Linked DNA regions of Mus musculus: region 1 is linked to region 2. Evidence: chromatin loops called from intact Hi-C (ENCODE). Cell type or tissue: left cerebral cortex. All regions are shown on one strand. Links, peaks and the distances in the headings refer to the core of each region. The heading gives the core; the rest is flanking DNA. Region 1 overlaps Mob4 (MOB family member 4, phocein). Region 2 holds the start of Hspd1 (heat shock protein 1 (chaperonin)).

Evidence for each region. Peaks named below come from ENCODE experiments on the same cell type or tissue, not always from the same donor. Only the 100,000 strongest peaks of a DNase experiment are listed, where the experiment ranks them.
Region 1: a loop joins it to region 2, with 2.5 times the contacts of the local background. A loop is called at or near these places in 6 of 42 quality-filtered maps.

Annotation. Positions count from the first base shown.
Region 1 is chr1:55,146,560-55,159,044 of GRCm38, reverse strand. It overlaps Mob4 (MOB family member 4, phocein), which reads right to left. Exons shown (of 8, transcript NM_025283.3): 4 at 10,684-10,726; 5 at 10,411-10,497; 6 at 8,820-8,899; 7 at 7,963-8,074; 8 at 4,146-6,370. The coding sequence ends at 6,239. Among named protein-coding and RNA genes, the nearest start is that of Mob4, 22 kb to the right of the region's middle. In left cerebral cortex, for the core only: no CTCF peak of the experiment used is centred there; a DNase peak (open chromatin) is centred at 2,622.
Region 2 is chr1:55,080,578-55,093,062 of GRCm38, reverse strand. It overlaps Hspd1 (heat shock protein 1 (chaperonin)), which reads left to right and starts at 5,131. Exons shown (of 12, transcript NM_010477.4): 1 at 5,131-5,284; 2 at 6,122-6,297; 3 at 8,278-8,530; 4 at 9,256-9,338; 5 at 9,901-9,996; 6 at 10,912-11,005; 7 at 11,235-11,403; 8 at 11,891-11,990. The coding sequence starts at 6,124. It overlaps Hspe1 (heat shock protein 1 (chaperonin 10)), which reads right to left and starts at 4,915. Exons shown (of 4, transcript NM_008303.4): 1 at 4,651-4,915; 2 at 3,848-4,012; 3 at 2,261-2,350; 4 at 1,746-1,993. The coding sequence starts at 4,653. The coding sequence ends at 1,943. In left cerebral cortex, for the core only: a CTCF peak has its summit at 6,831 (motif pointing right); DNase peaks (open chromatin) are centred at 4,902, 5,414 and 6,169; H3K4me3 peaks cover 3,438 bases; H3K27ac peaks cover 1,681 bases.

The DNA of each region.
Region 1 (12,485 bases), core at 2,044-10,043, 67 kb before region 2:
TACTATCCACAAAATGGAGATAATGTGGAGAAAACGGAGACTTTGCCCAACTGGTAGGGATGCAAATTGCTGCAGCAGCTATAAAAATAGTGTGGAGATTCTCTGAACATTAAAAACAGAAGCGCCACACATTCAACATTCCTACGTCTGACATTTTAAAGACAACTGAAATGAAGATCTTGACAAAAAGGGCAGAAGATGGTTCAGCAGCGAAGGGAACTGCTCTCCTAGACACTGGATTGGGTTCACACACCCACAGTTTCTAACAACCATCAATAACTCCAGGTCCAAGAGACCTGATGCCCTCTTCTGTGCTCTGCATTCACATGGCACACAGGCACACATGTACACAAAATACATACATAAAGGGAAAGGGGGCAGGGGGGACCCTCAGTCTACAATAACGTGGATGGGCTTGAAGGATGCAGTGCTTGTTCAAAGAACCTAGCCCAAATGCTGCGTAACTTCACTAAGGAAGACACCCCACTCTGGTATGAGGTTTCTAAAATTGGATAGAAACAGAGTAGAATGGTAACCAAGAGCCAGAGAAGGCGAGCTGTGCAGTTTTATGCATCAACTGACAAAGTTCCAGACACAAGAGATGAGTAAGCTCTGGAGGTCTGTTACCCTACAATGCACCCACAATCATTGGGTTCACTTCAAAGTGTTCCTTCCCACTGAACTGGAAATGCCCAAACCATTCTGACTCAGGCTCAGTTTAGATTCCACAATGCCCAGCAGTCCACAGCATTTCTTATGGAAACAGTTCTCTAGACAGACAGCAAGAAAAAATGGATTCACCGAGGCTTGTCTACAGCAGGAGAGCCAATCCTCTGTTTGAGGATCCTCTGTTTGAGGATCAGTTTGAGGGATATAGCCAATTTCTTTCACCATTTTGGGAGATAACTTAAATGCTGCTATTAGTGTCTGCCAATGCCCAAGGCTCAAATCTGTATCTGGCTGGGTTACAGTGTAGTCCAAGCATGCAGACTTTGGGTCAGAATACAAGTGGGAGCAGCTGGAGAACCTGAGAGGCAATTCATGCTTAAAACAAAGTAAGGGCCAGCAAGACGGTTCAGCAGGTAAAGGCATGCCACCAAGCCCAAGGACACACACAAACAAAAACATCACGTGTGTACGAATGGTGTATATGTGGTGTATACACACGCAGATGGGATGTGTACCTGCCCATTTGTCTATCTGTGAAAACCAAAGGTAAATGCCAGGTGTCTTCCTCTAGCAGTCCTTCATCTTTGGGGACTTGAGATAGCTATGTATCTCCATATTGTCCTGAAAGTCTCTATGTAGACCAGGCTGGCCTTAGAAAGTCTCTATGTAGACCAGGCTGGCCTTAGAAAGTCTCTATGTAGACCAGGCTGGCCTTGAGCTCAGAGACCCACCTGCCTCTGCCTCCTGAGTGTTGGGATTAAAGGCGTGCGTCACCATACCCAGTCTCCATCTCTGAACCTGCATCTTGGCACCTGAGCTGCAGTGAGCTGTCTACAGGGCTCTACGATCTTTGCCTCCCAGTGCTGGGATCAGTGGCACTAAACCCAGCTCTTAAGTGAGTCCTAGGAGCTTGAATTCAAACCCCCAATGCTTGCACTGAGCATCTCTGAGCCCCAGCTTCCCGTGTCCCTTGTTCTGAGACCATCCTGCTTGCCACATAGCCCCAGCTGGCCTAGAACTCTCATCTTCCTACCTCACCCTCCTGAGTTAACTAGGCATGTGCCGTCATAGCCTGCCTTACTAAAAGCTTAACCATGAGGTTGAGGGCTGTCAGTTCTATTGCAAAATGAACTTGACCAGTCAATGGATGTCTACAATACAGTATTACTAACAATACAATCATGGTTTTCTACTTATCTTACTTAGATACTAAAATATCAAGTCATTAAGAATTTAACTGAGAGGCTGGAGAGATGGCTCAGCAGTTAAAAGCACTGGCTGCTCTTCCAGAGGACCCAAGTTCAATTCCCAGCACCCACACAGCAGTTCACAACTGTAACTCCAGTTCATCTGGCACCCTAGAACAGACATGCAGGCAGATCAATCAATCAATCAATCAATCAATATTTTAACCGAGAAGGCTGGGCATGGTGGTGCATGTCCCTTACCCCAGCGCTCTGCAGCAGAGGCAGGCCGACCTCTTTAAGTTCAAAGCAAGGATTGTCTATATAGCAAGTTCCAGGACTGCCAGAGCTACAAAGAAACCCTGTCTCAGAAAGAGAGAAAGAGAGAGAGAGAGAGAGAGAGAGAGAGAGGAAAAGAAGTGAGAATGGGACAAAGGTAGGGAAAATATGAACTTGCCAAACACAGTGGTGTCATACATACAAGTCCAGCACTTGGGAGGTAGAGGCAAGATAGGGAACTCAGGGCCAGTCTATGCTACACGAAACCTATCTTACTCCTCACCTTCCCCCAGGAATTTAACCAAAAAACTGTTCTAGAAATGAAAATTTAACATTTGAAGCCAGAGAAAACAAAATGGACACGCCTACATGGCAACATAAGTGGTTGAGGAGAGGAGAAAGGGCGAACTGTCACTTTTCTCATGCTTGTTTTCCCTGCCTATATGTATGTGCACCATCTGTGGCCAGCGGAGACTGGGAGAGGGAGGTCGTATCTCTTAGAACTGGAATTCTGGGAGGTCTTGAGCGGCAATGTTGTACTGACAACGATCCTGGGTTCTCTGCAAGGGCAGTAAAGCACAGTTAAGTGCCCTTCTCCAGCCCCATCAACGTGGTCTGTATGAAAAAGAATATATACGGCTTTTAATTTTTGAGACAGTCTTACTCTGTAAACCAGGCTAGCCTGGAACACAATAAATATAGCTCAAGTTGGACTTGAATTTTGAGCTTTCTGCCTCAGCTTCTCAAATTCTGAGATTTCAAACACTCAGCCATCATATCTAGCAGGAGAATCCAACTTTAACTTCTGAATCTCTGTATAGGCTCTGTATGCACACCAAGCCCACTGTATGTGTTAAGCTATAACGTTGACTTTGCACTTCTCGTAGGACACTTGCTCTGTAAGATCATTTGCCAGAGCTTCATAACCTTGTGTGTGCATGTGAAGGCCAAAGGGCATCTCTGTAATGTCCCTTGGTGGCATTACACTCGGTGCTGTTTCTGTATGTCACTGTGGTTTTGGGTTTTGGTCAGTGATTATTACTGGCCTGAAACTTACCAAGTCGCTAGGCTGTCTAGCACGCAAGCTCATCCACCTGCCTCAAATCTGCCTCCTCTACAGATTACAAGCATGCTACCCTGGTACTGGGAGCCAACTCAGGCCCTCAGGTTTTGGGTTTTTTGTTGTTGTTCTTTTGAGACAGGGTACTTTAAGTACCAACTGAGCCATCTCCTCAGCTCTTTAATAGACTCTTTTCAGAAATGTACGTTTTCATTTCTTTGGGGGCTAGCACATGCCAGAACGTGTGGCAGTTAGAGGACACCTGCAGAAGTCAGTTCTCTCCTAGCACCATGTACATTCCAGACACCGAATCCCGGTCACCAGGTCTGACAGAAGGGCCTTTACCCAGAGTCATCTTGCTAGCTGCTCTCTCCTTCCTATTTTTCCTGACATTTAGCCTCACTAATCAATCATCTCTTAATTTTTAAAAACTTGGACTTTGTGTGGGTAGGTGCATGCCAGCCATGGTATGCAGAGTCAAAGGACAACGCGCAAGAGTTGTATCTGTCCATGTAAGGCTCTCTCCATGTAAGGCTCTCTCCATGTAAGGCTCTCTCCATGTAAGGCTCTCTCCATGTAGGCTTTGGGGATGAAACTGAAGTCCCCAGGCTTGTTAGCAATCACTTCTACCTGCTGAGCTATCCTGCTGAGCTATCCTGCTGAGCTATCCTGCTGAGCTATCCTGCTGAGCTATCCTGCTGGCCCCATGAGATCCTTTGATGTAGCCCAGACAGGCCTTGTGCTCAGAGACCTACTTGTCTCTCCCTCTCTCTGCTGGATTCAAAGTGTGCCCCACCACTCTGGCTCCAGCCACTTTTTAAACTACTACTCATGTATATATGCATTTTCAAAACTATGTAACTAGTATTAAAACACACACTGTCTCACTGAGATCTTATGTACAAGAGTTAGTGAGGAGTCAGTATGAATACAAAAGCAAGAATACAAACTGATGCTTTTGCAGATTTATGATCAATTTCAAACATACTACAGGGAGGGTGGAGTAAGTATAAAAAGAAAACCATACTTTATTTTCCTGTTAACACTAAGCCATATATTCACAAAGTGTTCCAATTACTCAGTCACACCCACAACCCAATCACTACCGTAACTGTCCCCTGAGAAACAGTCAGATGACAGAAACCCACCGTGAGACTCCAACTAGAGAACAGCAACATTGCTACACTAGGTATAATTTATGAACTTAGTATAGGTTAGTCTCTCGGATATTTACCAGGTTTATTTAAAAATTACTAACCCCAATGATTCATGGTGACAGTAATATAAACACCTAATTTCAGTCAATGTTCTATTCACTGCAAACATAACTTCTTAGAAGATAACTGTGGGCTCAGGTACAGTGATGACCGTGACCACTGGCACAGCACAGGCTCTGACAGGCGTCAACTCTACACACACTCTCAGTGTGCTGTCATTTCCCAATTTGTCTGTGTATACTTGTCTTATAATACAATACAAATCATTTCTTCAAATAATTAGAAAAACAAACAAGATGAATGCATTTTTCAATTTCATTCGCAAATAGCTCTTAAATAAAAATGAAGTTTCTTTTGTTAAATTGGTAAAGATGGCTTCAGCTGTCCCAACTGCACAGGTCTCTATTCTGTCTTAGTGCCTTGTTACAGTGTGGCATAGAGACCTCAGCGTTTAATGAGAAACTCCACTAATCATGTCATGTTATGTAAGTCTGCACTTAAATTCTTTTTTTTTTTTTTCTTTTCTTTTCTTTTTTTTTTTTTTTTTTTGGTTTTCTGAGACAGGGTTTCTCTGTGTAGCCCTGGCTGTCCTGGAACTCACTTTGTAGACCAGGCTGGCCTCCAACTCAGAAATCCACCTGCCTCTGCCTCCCAAGTGCTGGGATTAAAGGCGTGCGCCACCACCGCCCGGCTGCACTTAAATTCTTAAGACGATGAAATAAGAAATCAAAGTATGACCACTTATCAACACCACTTAACCTGTGAATTATTGTAAATAGTCTTACATGTGCATATAATTCAAATAATAAGCTTTTAAGGAGGGAAAATAAAATTAATACACTATCTTTTTTCATATCTATTTAATGCTGCCTAGGGTTAGGTGAAAAGATTAATATTACTAAAAGGAAAAGTCAAACTATATTAAGGACTATTTTCTAAGTAGTTACAACAATTTCAAAAATCAAAGGTAGGCAGTACAGTTTTCCTGTACAGTACAGTTTTCCTGTAGTGTAACATCACTGCTAGTATGAGGTATGCTTTGTAAGCAATTAATACAAATATAAATAGGGAAGCGCCATCACTAACTATAGTTCGGTAAATAAATTTCCTGACTAGTGTACTTCCCAGAGGACTAAGGGAAACAAGAGGGGGCAAGTCCATGGAACATCACGTTTGTGCCTTGTCACTGTCACCATGGACTTAATAATCCACTGTCACAAAACAGGCAATGTTTCCAAGTACACTGGCCTGGAGTACACTTTATGTAGGAGAGAGCTTAAGTATCACTAACAGCTCCTCGAGTTCCTCTGAACATACACATAATCGTTATGCAGATCAAATGCTATAGACAGAACTTTTAAACACTTTTATCTCATTTTGGAAAAGTTAACAGTATAGATGGAATACTACTGAGTTTTCTAAAATTAAATTAAATTAAAACTTAGGGATGAAAACAAAGCAAATATGCTGTCTTTAGTACTTGTTAGGTGCTTGTGTGAAACACAAGCTCATTCGTTTATAGATTGGAAGGACTGGGGTCCAATGATTGTTTAGCAGCATTTACCAAACTGTAAAGTCTTTTATTAACAGGCATTATCAACAGATAATACTAAACTGATTTAAAAACCATGAGTGCCACACCAGTGAATATACAGCTCATGAATAACTTAAAATGTATTTCCCATTTAAAAAGGCAACACATAGCATACAAAAACCTATACTAAACAAATAAGCTATAATATGGATACATGATTGATGTGTCTAAAATGATATATATACAGTACATCATTGTTAATTATGTGATCAGTACATTGTTCTACGTGATTCCTTCATGCTTCACTTTCCCCAGAAACTGAGTTCTGAACTTCCTCTTCTAAAATTGGTACAATCAGGTTATCCTTCGACATCAGATTATATTTCATCACAAATTTGGTAAACCGATGACATAAAAATGTTTCATTCTGTAGAAAGAAAGGAAAAAAAGCCATTTACTATCCAAAATCAATAGGCTAGATAGAAGTAATATCAAAACACTTTACTGCTATCTTGACAAGAATGTATTACGATAATTTTTGACATACCGTCCTGGTTAGTTTTCTGTTGACTTGACACAAGCTAGGGTCATCTTGAAAGAGGGTATCTCAATTGAGAAAATGCCCCACAAGATTGGGCTTTAGGCAAAGCCTGTTGGCATATATTCTTGAGTGATGTACAAAGTGCCATCCCTAGGCAGATGTTACTGGGATGTATAAGATAGCAGGTTGAGCCTTTAATCCCAGCACTCAATCAGGGGGATTTCTAAGAACTCGAGGCCAATGTACTACTCAGCTATTAAAAACAATGACTTCATGGAATCCTTAGGCAAACGGATGGAACTAGAAAATATCATCCTGAGTGAGGTAACCCAGTCACAAAAGAACACACATGGTATACACTCACTGATAAGTGGGTATTAGCCCAAAAGCTCGGAATATCCAAGATACAATTCACAGACCACATGAAGCGCAAGAAGAAGGAAGACCAAACAAAGTGTGCAATGCTTTTGTCCTTCTTAGAAGGGGGAACAAAATACTGAGACAAAGTGTGGAGCAGAGACTGAAGAAAAAGCCATCCAAAGACTATCCCACCTGGGGATCCATCCCATATACAGTCATCAAACCCAGACACTATTGTGGATTCCAAGAAGTGCCTGCTGACAGGAGCCTGATATAGCTGTCTCCTGAGAGGCTCTACCAGTGCCTGACAAACACAGAGGTGGATGCTCCCAGTCAACCATTGAAATGAGCAAAGGGTCCCCAATGAAGGAGCTACAGAAAGGACTGAAGGAGCTGAAGGGGTTTGCAACTCCATAGGAAGAACAACAATATCAATCAACCAGACTCCCCCAGAGCTCCCAGGGACTAAACCACCAACCAAAGAGTACACATGAAGGGACCCATGGCTGCAGCCGCACATGTAGCAGAGGATGGCCTTGTTGGGCATCAGTGGGAGGAGAGGCCCTTAGTCCTGTGAAGTCTTGATGCCCCAGTGTAGGGAAATTCCAGAGCAGGGAGATGGGAGTGGGTGGGGAGCACCCTCATAGAAGCGGGGGGGGGGGGGGGGGGGGTAAGGGGGGTAGGGAGTTTCTGGGGGAAACTGGGAAAGGGGATATTTGAAATGTAAATAAAGAAAATATCCAATTTTAAAAAAAGAAAGAAAGAAATTCTGTAACAACTGAAAGAAAAAAAAAAAGATTTTTGAGGCCAACCTGGTCTACATACTGAGTTCCATGTTGGTCAAGGTTATGAGACACCTTATCTCAAAAAACAAAACAAAACAAAAAAACAAAACAACAAAAAGAAATCAGGCTGAGGAAGCCAGGAGAAGCAAGATAAGCAGTAGTAGTCCTCCATGGCTTCTGCTCCATTTTCTGCCTTAAGTTACTGCCCTGACTTTCCCAGTAATGGAGTGTAACCTAAGAGTTGTAAGTGGCAATAAACCCTTTTCTCTCCAAGCTGTTTTTGGTCATGGTCTTTAGCACAGAAATATTAAGCAAGCTGAGACATATACTTACTTCATATTCATCAAATATCTGCCGGTGATGAAAATAGGCATGTGAAAATATTCTATAAATCCTACGGCACACTGATCCTAGTTTTGCTACAGATGATTCTTTTATGCTAACCCTAAAAAAAGAAGAGAAACCAAAAGATTCACAGGTTGGACAAAATGTTAGAAACATACAATGCAATCTTGTCGATTCCCAAGTCTGGTACTGGCTATACCCAAGGCCGAGCAGCATCTGGATCAAGGCTGCAGTGCACAGGCTTTTGTAAGCAGCTCCCATCCATGTATCTAAGCCACCCTAATCAAAGTTACTGCGGCAAAAGATGAGGGGCTGCAGAGAGGGAGGGAGGAAGAGGAAGAAAACAAGGAAAACAGAAGGGGGCCTGTTGGGAAGTTTTGAAAGGGGTGAGTGAGGTAAGAGAGCAACAGAGTGAACAGTATCAAAACGCAGTGTATATGATAAATGCAGGATATACACGCATGTCATAACGATGCCATTATTATGTATAATTAAATATATGCTAATGTTTTGCTACAGGCAAAAATAAGGAAAAACAGCAGTCTCCCTTAAGCAAGTGTGCTCCTTTGTTTTATCAGGGGAAGCAGATTCTACTGCTTGCTGAGAAGTGGCCTAGAGAAGGAGCAGCGTGGAGCAGCAGGGATTCCATTGACTACACTAGTCTATGAGTGGAGGGAGACAGTTCTGATGTTTAACCACACCTTAATTTCAAACTCAATCTGAACAAGTCAACTATATAGTTATAAAAAAAATTATAACCAAAACCCTAACTTTAATTTTCAAACATCAATCTTTTAAATGAAACCCAAAAAAAGCTGAATACCATATTTAAAGATTTTGTTTACCTGCTGGGAAAATATTTATTGCTATTCAGAAGACATGCAGCACCATCCAGTGTGTGTCTTGTATAATCTATGGCAGGACACTAGAAAAGAGAAAATTAAATTCATTAACAAAAGGCCTCTCTTTTCTTAGGTAATATTTTCTAGTTTTCCTTACCACAGTAACCAAACGCTTGACAGAAGCCACATAAAGAAGGAAGGTTTCTTTTTAGAGGTTTTAATCCACCATGGTGGGAAGGCTGTGGAGGGAGGAATCATCAACTCACAGCAGACAGGAAGCAGGTCGACAACAGGAAGGGGTAAGGTGAGAAAATGCCCTTCAGAGACCATCAATCTCCAGCATCCTGCTTCTAAACAAATTCAGCCGTCCCATTTTCTCCATCTCTCAACACTGTTCAAACTTTATATCTATGAGGTATTAAACCATTTATTATGTCAGGGCTCTCATGATTTAATTATCTGTAAATGCCCTCTGATGTACCACATCCTTTATTCATCTCCAAGCCTGGTCTCAATCCAAGCAAGTATACAATTAACCATGTCAGGTATCTTATTCTAAAGACACAAACATACTCGAAGAAACAGTGTCTTCCGACCTCAGAATGATCATGAAGTGCATCCCATCAATAAATAAAGCTGTTGTTGCTGTGAGTTGTATCATCAGGCTTCTAGCAGATACATTAGCTAATTCCTACTTTCACTCCGACGCTAACCCTAAGGAAACAGTGTTGGGGACAGGAAGAACACTGGGTTCCCACTCTAACCCTCAGGAGAACTGGAGAAGCAGGAACTCTGGATGATTCATGACTTGCACAAGGTTGTAGTTGTTCTACAGACGTCTGTCTTGTGCCACAGTATGAACATACATGCATGCATGCAGAATTCTCATATTCATTCATATTAACTCATTCTCTCCCCCCCCCCTCATGTTGCGTTCAGCAGTTTTGGAGGTCTGGGAAGATGATCGGTGGCTAAGTGTAATCATGAGGAGCTGAGATCAAATCCCAAACATATACATAAACGCTGACATGCCCAGAAGCACCTGGAACTTAAGCACAGTCTGGGCGGTGGGGGAGGAGAAAGGGGATCTCTAGGGCTTGCTGGCTGCCAGCCTAGCTCCAGGTTCACTGAAAGACAGGCCTCATGGGAGTATAGGGTTATGGACTTCTCTCATCTCCACGGGTGCATGTACACACATGTACACACAACTGCACATACATCACACCCACAGATATTAAACAAATTCAGCAGTGTTAAGTATAATATCGTACAACTACACCCACTACATTCCACAATATTTCTGTTCATATATGGATATGGAATGTTCCCCAAGGGCTTATCTCCTGAAGATGTGGGTCCCAGCTGGCCAGTCTCTCAGGAGTGGTAGAAACTTTGGGAGATGAGGCCGAGTTGGAGGAAGCAGGCCATGGGCAGTGTCTTTGAGGGCACTGGGCTCCTGACTCTTCACTCTCTTTCTTGGATGCCATGTAAGCAGACTTGCTTCCCTAAATGCTCCCATCTGAGATGTTTGGCCTCACTTCAGGCCCAAAGTAATGGTGCCAATGAGCAGGTACTGGAAGCTCTCAATTCTCACCTCTTTTGGAGTTTTATGAGCTGCACAAAGAAAAATCCATTGTTCAGTTGCTGTCATCTGAGTACAGGTATCTGGATGGCATTCACTCTGTTAAAAATAATTTTATTTTTTTAATATGTAGAATGATAATGGAAAAAATGGTCATTTGGGTTATAATATTTCTATATAAAATATAAAAAGGATAATAGGAAACACTGGAAAAATCTAAGCATACAAAATCATTTTTAAAAATGAGAACTTTGAATTACAGCTTTAACATAAAGAAAATACTACCTGAAGTTTGACAGCAAGTCCATTTAGTTCAAGGCAGAATTGCCTAAAAATGCAAAAAGCACATTTATTATCCAGGCTTTGTGTATTTTCTTCTTTTATTTTTTAAGGTGGTCAAGCTGGTTATCCTTTTATACAATAAAAATCTGTTTAATTTTTCTGGATAGTACTTAGAAATTTCACCAAGACTCTAGAAAAACAAGTACTTTTTGATTGAGAATCTATTGTAATGCAGTTTTCAGAACTGTATACAGTTATGTTACAAAGGTGTTCACATTAACCGTGTATATGTGGTAAGACTTCTGATTATGATCAACTGAAGGATAGGAAGTTGTTGATATGTATGATTAAACATGAAAGATGTTTTAGTTATATAAAAATTATGTAGGTGTTTTCTATGTACAATTACATACATAAAAAAATGTCTAAACCTTTTTTATAGATTAGAACTTTCATACTTAACCAACCAGGTATGATGGTGCACGCCTTTAATCCCAGCACGCAGGAGGCAGAGGCAAGTGGATTTCTTGAGGCTAACCACACAGACAAATCCTGTCTTGAGACAAAAACAAAAACCTACAACAAACACTAAATCATGCCAGGTGAGGTGAGTGGTGACAGGACACAGATGTATCTCTGTGGGTTCAAGGCCACTCTGTTCTATATAATGAGTTCCCAAAACAGCTAGGGTTACATAGAGAGAGATCCTGTCCCTAATCCACTCCAACCCCCTCCAAAAAAAAAAAAAAAAAAAAAAAAAAAAAAAAAAAAAGTCAGGACTAATACACCAGGTGGGCATGGTGGCTCTTGTGAAATTCTTATATTTTTGGCTGTGAGCCTAGCCTTTAACGGCTGAGCCATCTCTCCAGCTCCCTTGTGAAATTCTAACACTTAAAAGGTAGAGAAGGAGGATGCCCTGAGCAAGCTAGTTCAATGGTAGACTATGTCTTAACAAATAAGGTAGCAATAAATCAAAGAAGAATCTCAATATCAACTTCAGGTCTCCACATAAACATGCACACGCAAACTCATATACACATAAACACACAGGCAGGCATGCACACATGAACGCACACGCAAACTCATATACACATAAACACGCAGGCAGGCATGCACACATGAACGCACACGCAAACTCATATACACATAAACATGCAGGCAGGCATGCACACATGAATGCACACGCATGGTTCCTTGTACACATATCCATGAGGGAATACACACACACAAACCACCACCACCATCACCACACAAAATATCCAGAGAAGGAGCAGCAACTACAGAGTCTGGGCTGAGACCACGACTAGTAAGAGCACTAGTGAACCTAGTGTGTATGCACAAGGTCCTAGGTTCACTTCCCAGCACATCAAAATATAAATAACAGAAGTTTCAAAAGCTATCCTACATACAATATACAAAATTTAAGTCCTTCATTTCACTACTGTTTACATGCATAGATGAAAACATATCAGAATGTATGTAATACATACATCTTGAATGTATAAATGTAACTTCCTGACTTTTGTTAGAATTTCCAGGATATTCATTTTTTCTAAAACTAAAAACTGTAAAGCTTATACAATGCCTAAAATCCATTTACTACTCTTAAAAATTGTTTTGAGATAGTCTCAGCCCTTAAACTAGATATGCAGCTGAGGATGACTTCAGCTCCTGCCTTCACTTCCCAAGTTCTAAGATCAATGTGCCAGGCAGGCCCGGTTCTCAATAGTTTTCAATATACTAAAAATAAAGGAAATTATAATGAATGTCAGACAATTTTAGGTAGACATTTGATGTAAGACAAT
Region 2 (12,485 bases), core at 2,746-10,745:
CACAAAAGAAACACGTCTATAATCCAAACACCCAAGGAGGCTGAGGCTTCTGTCTAGTTTACAGAGTGAACCAGCACTGAGAATGTGGGCTGGTCTATCAGATCAGCTGCTTATCTTTTGTCCAACAGGAAAATAAAGAAGAAAAAGCCTGACTGGTAAAACAAAGGAAGGCAGACATAATCACACACATCTTTAAACTACTACTCTTGCTCCCGCCCTATTTTGTTTGTTTGTTTGTTTTTTCCACCCCTCATTACAGGTGGTTGTGAGCCACCATGTGGTTGCTGGGATTTGAACTCATGACCTCTGGAAGAGCAATCAGTGCTCTTAACCACTGAGCCATCTCATCAGCCCACATAAACAGATCTTAAGTCCCACCTGGTAAACACAAGTTCTAGGTCAGTTAGGACTGTGCTAATAAGATTAATTTCCAAGAACATTGTTAGCTATGTCTGCCAGAGTATAAAACTGATGACTCACTTGGATTTCTAAGAACTCATATTCTATCTAAATTTGATAACTAGGCCTTGGCATATCAAAAGCACTAAACATGTAAACACCCACATCCATACTGAAGGACACACAAGGAATTATGATTTATGCCCTCTTGTTCTGAAATTAACTGCATTCAAAATATGGAATGCTAGAGGTTTATCTCAGTGGTCGAAAGCTTCTCTAGCATGCAGGTCATGTTAGATCCTAGAACAAGAAAACAAAAACATTTTTGGGAGTGCTGCTAACCACAAAAAACTCAGTATTTTTTAATTACCTTGAACTGGATTTTATTCATGAATGTTGCTTGTTAGTGCACCACGTACACACAGGCAGGGCTTGAAGGCCCTGGAGTGGGCTACCATCCAGGTTCTGCAAGCCAAATCTGGGTCTTGGGTCCTCTGGGAGCAATGTCTCTGGCTTCCTCCCCAGCCCCTACCCCCAGAGACAGGGTTTTCCTGTGTAGCCCTGGTTATCCTAGACCTTGCACTACAGACCAAGCTGGCCTTGCATTCACAAGCCTCTCAGCCTCCTGAGTGCTGGGATAAAGGGATGAGCCATCTTTGCCTGGTCCTGTGCTTATTTTTTCCATACAAATTTTGGTTATGATTTGGAAATTAAGACATGCTCAGAAAACAAAATTTTCCAAAAATAAAAGCTTAAGGCCACCCCAATCGCTGTAACCAGAGGACTTGTACCACATGCTTCTCATACTTGTTTTACAATGCTGCTAACTTTACTTTCTGTCTGTTCCCTCCACCTCCAACTTTACACAGCCTTGGGTCACCCAGGAACTGTAAACTTCACGTGAAGTTGCAACTGAGAAAATGCCTTCATTAATTGGCCCATAGGAAAGTTGATGGCACAGAATCTTAATGATGGATGTGGGAAGCATCTCTGGGTCATGCCACCTCTCGGCAGGTGGCAGTGGGTTGTGTAAGGAAGCAGGCTGAGAAGGGGAGGAAGCTGTAACATTCCTCCATTGTCTTTGCTTCAGCTCTTGCCCAGTTTCCTGTAATACACTTGAAGCTGAGATGCACTTTCTTCTCCAAGTAGCATTTAGTCAGCAGTTTATTACAGGAATAGAATGTAAACTAAGACAGTATCTAAGTACAAGTTCCCGTGGCTTATATTATTCATCTATGTAATAATGCCAAATTCATCCCGAAAATTCATTTACCTAGAAAATCCTTATTTCTCAGAACTCTTAACTACGCAGCTTCCTTGGAAGAAAACGACCTTAAATTACCAAAGACTGTCCACTCATTTACATCATTTTATTTGGAAATGTTTGTAACAGTACAGTGAAACTAAAGGTCAGAGACAATGGCTGTCAGTTTAGGCATCATCTGTTTATTATAAAAGGGAGGCATGGAAATTATTTACATGATGAAATAGTTCAGACATCAGTGGAATGGCAGCTTCACGTGACACCATTTCAACAGTGATTTCAGTCGACATACTTTCCAAGAATGTCACTATCTCTAAATAAGAAATAATCCTGTGAATAAAGAGACTATTGGTTAAGATAGTCATAGCAAATATAACTCATTTTAAATTATTAGCTTTGCCGGGCAGTGGTGGCACACACCTTAATCCCAGCACTTGGGAGGCAGAGGCAGGTGGATTTCTGAGTTCGGGGCCAGCCTGGTTTACAGAGTGAGTTCCAGGACAGCCAAGGCTACACAGAGAAACCCAGTCTTGAACCACCCCCTCCCCCGAAATTAAAAAAAAAATAGATAAAATAAAAATTCTTAGCTTGACTTACCTTGTCATCTAGAACTACTTTGGTGCCTCCATATTCTGGGAGAAGAACTTTATCTCCAACTTTCACACTGACAGGCTCAATCTCTCCACTCTGATGAAAACAGTCACTTGTTAGCCAAGAGTCTGCTTGTCTTGTTCATTAGACACACAGTGAACTTTTTGTTTCAGTATGCACACCAGGGGCCTCCTGCCTCAGGTTTGTATTATAGGCATTAACCAGTCACATTAAACTCTGTAACTTTTAAATCACTAAATTAATGAAATGTGCCCAAACCAGTATGTTCTTAGGTACCTAATTAGTGGTTAAGCAATATAATTTACATTAAATATAGATCCCTACAATATAAGAATTGCATAGTTACAATATGAAGGAGACACTCACTAAAACTTCATTTCAGTGGACAACTAAGGCTGGCTAACTTTCTACTGTTAAATATTAACACACCCTGTAGACCAAGTAAAATAAAGCAGCTTGTACCACCAGACGGTAAATGATCATGTATGATTCCTTTCAACAAAAATTCGGCATTACCTTTCTCCGTTTAATATACATTTACTGACTGAATGCCCTTGTTATCTATCAAGAGACTGAAGTGGAATGTCTACTCCCCCTAATACTCTCGCGATTTAGTTAAGTAAAGAACACCCACAGTAGTTCCACCTCCCTTCTCAAGTCTCATGCCAACTAAAACTCAATGGTGTAAGATTAAAACTATTTCAGTGTCTGGGCTCCCCCACCCCTGCCACTTCACCCTTTCTTTTTGGGGAAGGGAGAGGGAGACAGGGTCTATATCAAAATTGACAGGCCATCAATTCCGGATCCTTCTACCTCAGCACTATACCCTTCTCCCAACCTGTGCTTAGAATTAGTTCTGTGCCTTATTAATAAATACCTCCTTCAGCTCTGAAATGGCCGTGGGGGTTTATCTACTTGCGCGATCTTTTTGTCTATTTAAAATTTGAAGAACAGGATATAAAATAGCTACAGAGGTTATTTCATATTGTAAGATTTTGTTTTACTTTTTTGGGACATGGTCTCATCCTGTACCTCCTGCTGGCCTAAAAAGATTCTACAGTCCACCTGCCTTAGGCTCCAAAGAACCTGGGCCACAGGCATGAGCCACCATCAAGGCAGGCACTTTTCAGCCTCTAGAGCTTGGGGCACTGCAGAGTTAGCTCAGTGGGTAAACAGGTAAGTAGACTTGCTATGAAAGTAGGGGAGCCCAAACCAGGATCCTAAAACTAGAGTAAAAAGGCTGTAACCCGCAACATGTTGAGGCCCAGAAACCAGACTAGTCAACACTTTACCCCAAAGGAGTAAGGTGGAGATGCCCCTGCTACACAGCATATAGACATGTGCAAACACGTCACACAAATACCTTTTGCCTTTCTTCAGAAACATAAAATAATTCTAAAACAATATAAAACAGTCATTTTCCTGAATGGGAGGTTCTTTGTGAATTGAAATTTGACTTGAAATTCTTCCCCCCAAAAATGCCATTGTAATTCATTTTTTTAATTACCAAAGGAATTCCCCTCCTTCCACATCACACTGGAATTCAGTACCACTCCAGGGGCACCAGTTTACCTTTCCTTTCCCTCCTGACCCCACAGCCACGACCGTTGCTTGCAACACTTTTCCTTGAGACTTTTCTGGAAGCATAATGCCACCTTTGGTTACAGTTTCGGCAGCACTCCTTTCAACCAATACTCTGTCAAAGAGCGGAAGAAACTTCCTAAAAGCTTGTCCAGCCTGTGGAGAGAAATGTGATCAAACAGAGTGTAAGTTCGAAGTGTCAGAACACGAACAGTTAAGACCACCGCAAGCCTTAACTCTCAACAGGTCAAAACTGACCTGTTCCAAAAAGGACAAGAAAATTCAAGTGTACTTTTAGAATATACTCAGTGTTCCACTCTATATAGGACAAACTGAGTTTCATTTCCCTGTCTGGTGTGTGTGTGTGTGTGGTGGTGGTGGTGGGGGGGGGTCTTCATTACTAATCAGCAATCGCCACCTTGATCTATTCCAAGGTCAAACATTTCTTTAATTTTTTTAAAAATTCGAATAACGGGGGAGTGGCGTCACTTTTCGAGCCTGGATCTTAGTCTTTCTCCAACATAGGACACATCCACTGAAGCCCTGCCAGGGCAGGTGGGCTTCTGCGTGTGCATCGGGTTCCCGCCCCCTGCCCCAGACGCTTTGTCGCACACGTGCGTGCGGCAAAGCCATGGTGGAGAGAGAAATGGCCTCGCTTCTGCAGAGCCATGGGCGGACACCGGACACTGACCAGACCCCGGACCCCTGTCCTATTAGTCCCAAAGCGCACAAGGGTTCGCCGTGGGCCGCAGGCCGAACTGGACCCGCAGGCCTGCCAACCACGAGACACTCACCATGACTCTCGCCTTCGCCGCCACCACCGCAGCTCCGGACTCTGAACTCGGGCCGCTGCTGCAAGGAGAGTCCTGCTGGCCGGCTGGGACACGTGAAAAGGCCGCGCAGCGCGCAGGCGCACTCAGCCCCCCGAGCGTGAGAGGGGGCGGCCACGCCGACGCGCGCGCCGATTGGTGGCGAGGGCTCCGCGCAAGGGGGCCGACGCGGGCGGCCGGAGGCGGAAGAAAAGGGGAGCACTTTCTAGGCTTTTCCAGGCCGGCCGCCGAGGTGAAAGAACGAGCCCCCCTCCCGGAAATGACGCCACTTGACCTTTCACCCACGGGACGCGCGGGGCCTTCCGGAAGGTTCTAGAACGGACCGTGGCCCAGGAACCAGCGTAGGGCGGCGGGAGAGGGCTGAGGCCGCAGAGCTGAGGCGGCTCTGGTACGGAGGGCGGGGCCGCGCGCGCCGCATGCAGATTGCAGGGCCCCGGCGTGGGAGAGAGCGGGGGGCGCGCGCGCGCACACGCGGGGCCGCGGGGCGGGGCGGGGAGGGAGGGGACTCGGGCTCATTGCGGTGCGCGCCCAGAGCTGGGTCCCTCACTCGCCGCAGACGGCCTGCCTCGCCTCGTGCTCTCCTGCCGCCGCCCCGCAGGTACGCGGCCTCGGCGTGCAGGGCGCCCCGGCGCTCGCGGGGGGCTGCTTGCAGCGCGGACCGAGCACGGAGGACTAGGGGGAGAAGTCTGGCAGCGACGCCGCAGGCTCGGCTCACTTGTCCAGGCCCAGCGGGGCCACGCTGGTTTCATCACGTGTGGCGGGGACCACGCGATCCAGGCCGAGCGCCGGAGCAAGGGCGGGCTAGGGTGGAAGCAACTTGGGCCCTCTGGTGCCACCTGCGCCTGGCGCACTGCAGGACTCTGTGGGAGGGTGGTCGGGGTCCTTTAGTCCCCGGTGGCCGCGGCGGTCCGGTGTTCACTTTGACCTTGCTCGGGGCTCCTGGTCGGGAAGACACGTGGGGCCGCGAGGCTGGACTGACCTACTGTCTTTTCCTCCGGCCTTGCTAGCTGCTGTGTTACCGTAGCTTCGGGTGGATACCTGGCGACACACTCAGAGGGTTTTGCACCGTCATGAGTACTTCTGTAGTTCTCTAGGCAATTGCATTTAGAACCTGCCTTGCTTGCACCAACTTGATTTTTTTCCTTTGGACACTTTTCGGAGTGGATCTGCTCCCAAGGCCGCTTTGGCAGTGAAAGATTAACTTGAGAGGGCAGAGTGGGTGGCCATGGGGATGTGGTTTTCTGTGCTTTGTGCTTATGCTGTTGGTCAGGCTTGGGGTCAGCCTCCATGATCAGTTGGCTAGCAGATTATGCCCTGAATCTGCAGCGCCCAGGCATGGTGGTTAGCAGAGGACAGCCCAGCTCCAATCTAGCCTCCCATGTTTTGAAGCACCGTTGGACAAGTTTGTAGTGATTTTTCTTTTTTCCTTCCCCAGAAATGCTTCGACTACCCACAGTCCTTCGCCAGATGAGACCAGTGTCCCGGGCACTGGCTCCTCATCTCACTCGGGCCTATGCCAAAGATGTAAAATTTGGTGCGGACGCTCGAGCCTTAATGCTTCAAGGTGTAGACCTTTTAGCAGATGCTGTAGCTGTTACAATGGGGCCAAAGGTACCAGTATACTTAAATGGTGTTAAAGAATATAGTAGCTGCAAGACAGCAATTTGTTATCAAGTTTTGTGAAAAATCTAATTTGCATGTGGTACAACTTAGTGGTCTAGAGGTGTTATTTAGTCAGGAGGTCTATTGGTCATTCTACCACCATGGTGTCCTTACTACTGCTCCAGGCGATTTGGGGGACTTTTGTACATTGTGATGTAATAGAGTAGTAATATCTCAAGGAGGATTTTCAAACTATAGTCATGATTTTGTGCATGCTTGCATTAAATTTTGGATCTCGTCCCAGTAGTTAGAGGGTATAGAGGGGAAAGTACAACTTAAGTCTAATAATACCTCAAAGTATATAGCTGTAATGTGAGAGTTCACTCATTGTGCTGAAATACTCCAACACATAAGGCAAAATGCACTAGCATAGAATCATTGGTTTCTGTGTTTTTTGTTTTGTTTTTTTAAGTAACTAAACCTTTTTTTTTCAAGATTTATTTATTATATGTAAGTACACTGTAGCTGTTTTCAGGCACACCAGAAGAGGGTGTCAGATCTCATTACGGGTGGTTGTGAGCCACCATGTGGTTGCTGGGATTTGAAGGTTGCTGGGACCTTCGGAAGAGCAGTCAGTGCTCTTACCCGCTGAGCCATCTTTACAAACTTTACTTTATGGGCTTTGTTGTTTGGGGGTTTTGTTTTTAAGACAGCATTTCTCCGGTAGCCTAGACTGTCCTGAGACTCAGAGCGATCCATCCACCAGCTTCTGCAACACATATCACCAGACTGTTTTCACTTGCCCTTGGGAGAAAACCTTTGTGGTCTTCCATTCGTCCCTTCATTGTACACCTCGTGATTGCTACAATTTTCACATTGCAAAAAAATTGTCCAGTTTTTGCTTTTGAGAGAGTCTCACTAGCTTAGTCTGAGTTCTAACTCCCTTGTGGCAAGGCTGTCCTTGAACAACTTACATCTCAAGTGTAGGAATTCAGTATTATACTCACAGGGTCTCTAACCATAGCTGGCCAAGTCAGCCTTGAACTCAGAGCAGTGCTAAGATCAGAGGTTGTGATCACACATTTGTGTGGCTGAATAGGGAGCTATAGTACTTTGAGGACACCATTGGATGTGGTGCACAGTCATTTTAAATTAATGCTAAACTGGTCTAAAGAGCTGCATAATCCCAACACTCAGGAGGCTTAGGCTGGTAGTTCTCTAAGTTTCAGGAAAGCATGGCAACAATAGAAATCCTGTCTTGAAAAACAAAACAACAAAAAAACCTGCATCTTTTTTTTTTTTCTCGTATTTTCCTCAATTACATTTCCAATGCTATCCCAAAAGTCTTCCACACATGCACCCCCCCCCCCAAAACCTGCATCTTTAAGAACTGTTTACATAGCTCAAGACAATAGAAGTTTGGTTCAAATCCAAAAGTTGCCAATACTTGTTGGTGTCATATTTGAAGTTTTTTATTGAGCGAACCAGAAAAGCACATTATCTTACTGGCTGATATTTAGTGAATGAATTTTAAAGCAAAACATGTTTTAAAAATAGTTCATAAGCAGGGCTGTAGTGGTAGTGGTGCATGCCTCTAATTCCAGCTAGCCTTTAGGAGGCAGAGGCAAGCAGATCTTTGTGTTTTGTGAGTTTGAGGACAGGAAAGGCTACACAGAAATGTCCTGTCTCAGAAAACAAAATAAACCTAGGTCATAGCCAAAACTCAAGTGCAAATGATGTGAAGAGTGTTCTGGGATTTGGCGATTAACATCTGTGCTTTCTTGTTTTATGGGTGGCATCTGTTAGTACCAGGGAATTCCTGTTGTGCTTCATTCAATGTTGGACTCCTGGCAAATGATCAGTGCTCATTTTTTATAGACCTAAGATGGTTGATTAACGTGGCTTTGAGATTCATGTTGCAGGATGGTTAAAAATGACAAATTTGAGGGTTATCATTGAGGGTTGCTTTTTTTTTCCCTGTCGCTGTAGGGAAGAACTGTGATTATTGAACAGAGTTGGGGAAGTCCCAAAGTAACAAAAGATGGGGTCACTGTTGCAAAGTCAATTGATTTAAAGGATAAATACAAAAATATTGGAGCTAAACTTGTTCAGGACGTTGCCAATAACACAAACGAAGAGGCTGGGGATGGCACCACCACTGCCACTGTTCTGGCACGATCTATTGCCAAGGAGGGCTTTGAGAAGATCAGCAAAGGGGCTAATCCAGTGGAAATCCGGAGAGGTAAGAGTATATCATTGATCTTATCCTGTAAAGAATTCTGTTGTCTTTATCTTTGTCCTTTTTATTACATTCGTTGTAGAGTTTGTGAGTGTTCATTCTTGGTGGAATTGCCCTTTCCTTACTTATGTGGGTTTCCAAGGTGGAACTGAGGCTTCATTCAGGCTTGTGGGTCAAGTACTTTTATCCCCTAGACCATCTTCCACATCTTGTTTTTTAACTTGTCTCAATTAATGGAAGTGAAAATTCAGGGTTCTCTGTAGACCAGGCTAGTTAGCTTCAAACTCAGAGATCTGCCTGCTTCTTCTGCCTTCAGAGTGCTAGGATTAAAGGTGGGCACTACCACACCCAGACCAAGACCCTGTACTCTTAACCTTTAAGCTATCTCTGCAGCCAAGAATGAGTAGGTCTTAGCCTTCCCTGGCATGGTGTCCTGTATAAATACATGCTGGTCTCAAATTTTTAGCCATTCTGTCTTAGTCTTTAGTCTTAGTCAGGTACTGGGATTACAGGTGTGAGCCACCACACAACATCTAGGTCAAGTTTTCAAAATGTTGTTGGTTTTCAACTTAATTATGAAATTCTGAGATTGATTGAGTGCATACTGTGTTGTTTGGTACAGTTAGGAGAGTGCTGGCACGAGGTTACATGTAAATGTTAAAAGAGTCTGTAAGTTTATACTTGGGGACCTTGATAAGCATTGTTAGTAACATACATTCTTGAACTAGGTGTGATGTTGGCTGTGGATGCTGTAATTGCTGAACTTAAGAAACAGTCTAAACCTGTGACAACCCCTGAAGAAATTGCTCAGGTAAGAATTTTACTAATTCAACCTATAGACCAGGTTGGCCTTGAACTCAAATTCCCCTGCCTCTGCCTCTGCCTCCAGAGTGTTTGGCTCATCACTGCCATGCCTACTAATTTGGATCTTAATAGGTGGCTTGTTGTTGTAGTTGTATGTGGCTGTAAGTAAGATTTGTGTTATTGTGCAGATATTCTTAGTGATATCAGTGTACTCTGTGCTGCGTGGGTTCAAACCTAGCCCTTGAAGCATAGCAGACAAGTATTTTTTTGTGTGTGCACCATATGCATGCCTGAACCCGTAGAAGGAGATGTTAGAGACAGTTGCCAGCCACTGTGTGGATGCTGGGTACTGACCTGAACAACAGCAAGTCATCTTAACCACTGAGCCATCTCTCCAGCCCCTTTAGTTTATTTATTCTTACTTTGTCAGATAATGGAAGGACTGAGGGTGTGTCTCCATTTAACCAGGACTTCATTAAAATTACTATTAACTGTAAAGTACTAGTATAGAGTGTCAAAGTTGAAAATACTAATCAGTATTTAATTTTGAAGTAACTTGGTTATTTCAGGTTGCTACAATTTCTGCAAATGGAGACAAAGACATTGGGAACATCATTTCTGATGCAATGAAAAAGGTTGGAAGAAAGGGTGTCATCACAGTGAAGGCAAGTATGGGATTTGATACGTTTTGATAGTACCTTCAATGGGGTATCTGTCACCTGTTTTCCAAATAAAAAACTTGAATCTCTTGTTTGTGCCCACACAATTCATTCCTCTGTCTTAACATCTGTAGTATGTGCTCACCATTAGTCTGAATCGGGAGCTTTGCCTCTTAACAATGAATTCATCTAACTTATTAGCTCTCCGCTAGCTGTAAATAGGCTGGTGCTTCACTCTGTAATCCTGGCTGGCCTGGAACTCTTAAGCTTCAACCTTAGAGGGATCCCTCTATCATCTCATGGGGACTAAAGGCATGTGCTCCTGTGCTCAGCTTTAGTGTGTGTCTTGAGATTTTGGTGGGAGTGTAGTTAAAGGTGCTGTGCAGCATTTCCATGTTGAACCCCTTAATGCCTATGCCATCTCTTGCTAGTTAGGTATATAATTTCAAGTGTTGGGTTTGCTCATGTTTATGAGACAGGGTCTTAACTTTGTAGATAGTCCAAAATAGGCTTGTGTTTGTTTTAAAAGATTTTTATTTTCTATGTATGAGTGTTTGTCTGCACACATGTGTATGTATGTGCACCATATGTGTACTGGGGCCTTGGAACCCAGAAGAAACAGCAGAATCCCTGGAGGTTGAGAGCCATTATGTAGGTGTGAGAACCTAACCCGGTTCTATTCAAGAAAAGCAAATGGGGCTGGAAAGTTGAATGGCTCAGAGTTCAATCCCCAGCACCCACATGCTGGTTTATGACCATCTATAATGGGATTTGGTGCCCTCTTCTGGCACACAGGTGTACATGGAGATAGAGTACATAAAATACATAAAATAAGCATATCTTAAAGAGAAGAACAGCAAGTGTTCTTAACCCCTGAGCCATCTTTAGGTTTAACTGGCCTCTAATTCTTTGACTTTGTAGGATGGAAAAACCCTGAATGATGAGCTAGAAATTATTGAAGGCATGAAGTTTGATAGAGGATATATTTCCCCGTATTTTATTAACACATCAAAAGGTAAGAGCTGGTCCAGAGATGAAATCTTTACACTATACTTTAAGCTATAAACTTACTGTCAGCTGTAGGCAGTGGATGTGGGTGGTACAATAAAAATTGTGATATTTCAAAACATTAATGATTCAGTAAATGAAGAAAAGATCATGAGTTACTGGTCTCATTGTGGAAGTAAATTGTTAATTTTCTCAGTACTGTTAGAATTTGGTTTTACTGCTCTCTGTATTTACAGGTCAAAAGTGTGAATTCCAAGATGCCTATGTCTTGTTGAGTGAAAAGAAAATTTCCAGTGTTCAGTCCATTGTCCCTGCTCTTGAAATTGCTAATGCTCATCGGAAGCCATTGGTCATAATCGCCGAAGACGTTGACGGAGAAGCTCTAAGCACGCTGGTTTTGAACAGGTAATAGATTGGGTTGTTATGTTTTTAGGTAGAAGGTGAATGCTGTTGCTTTTTAAAATTAATTCCCTGTTTTGCTTGTGTGTCTTAGAGGTGTAGTGTATGATATAGTGCTCTATGCATTATGAGTCCATCTTAAAGCGGTCTCAAATGTGCATAATCCCTGAGCCGCTGCTTCCCACAGCCTCCCAGAGAGAACTATACGTGTCTTTTAACACTGGTATGGTTAGTACTGACTCACAACTGTGTCTGCAATATAAGGGCAGCATTTGTTTAAGAAGGGGATCTGCTTGGAACAAGATTTGATGAGTAGAGGTCCCCATCTTGTCTTTTTTCAGACCAGGAGTTGTGGGAAAAGAGTAGGATTGGGATAGAGTTATATAGTACTAATAGTTGTATATAGTACTAGAACTTACCAGGAACTAAATTAGATGCTTTCTCCCAACTCCCCCTTCAGTTTACATCTTACACAGTTAAATGTTCTTTACAGGCTAAAAGTTGGTCTTCAGGTTGTGGCAGTCAAAGCTCCAGGATTTGGGGACAATAGGAAGAACCAGCTTAAAGATATGGCTATTGCTACTGGTGGTGCAGTAAGTAAATCTTGTCATACTGCTTTGCTTAGTGATGTCTATGCTTCCAGGCTGCAAATACAATGTATACTTCATAAATAGATAGGACTGTTGCTAAGTAATTTATTTATTTATTTATTTGGGTTTTTGGAGACAGGGTTTCTCTGTATAGCCCTGGCTGTCCTGGAACTCACTTTGTAGACCAGGCTGGCCAAGAACTCAGAAATCCACCTGCCTCTGCCTCCCGAGTGCTGGGATTAAAGGCGTGCGCCACCACGCCTGGCTTGCTATTTTTTTGCTTGGTACACAGGTATTGGATTAAGGTCATGTTTCTAACTTGCTGAGCCTGGCGTGAGAATGGACATAGTTAAACATTCTTCTCAAAACTTTAAGTGATTTTGTTCTGGTATACCAGTGGTCTTGACATCTCAAAGAAAAACAGCATTTCTTTTTCTGGATATTTTAAGCTTTATGTATATGGATGTTTTGTCTGCCTGTTTGTATGGTGTATGCATA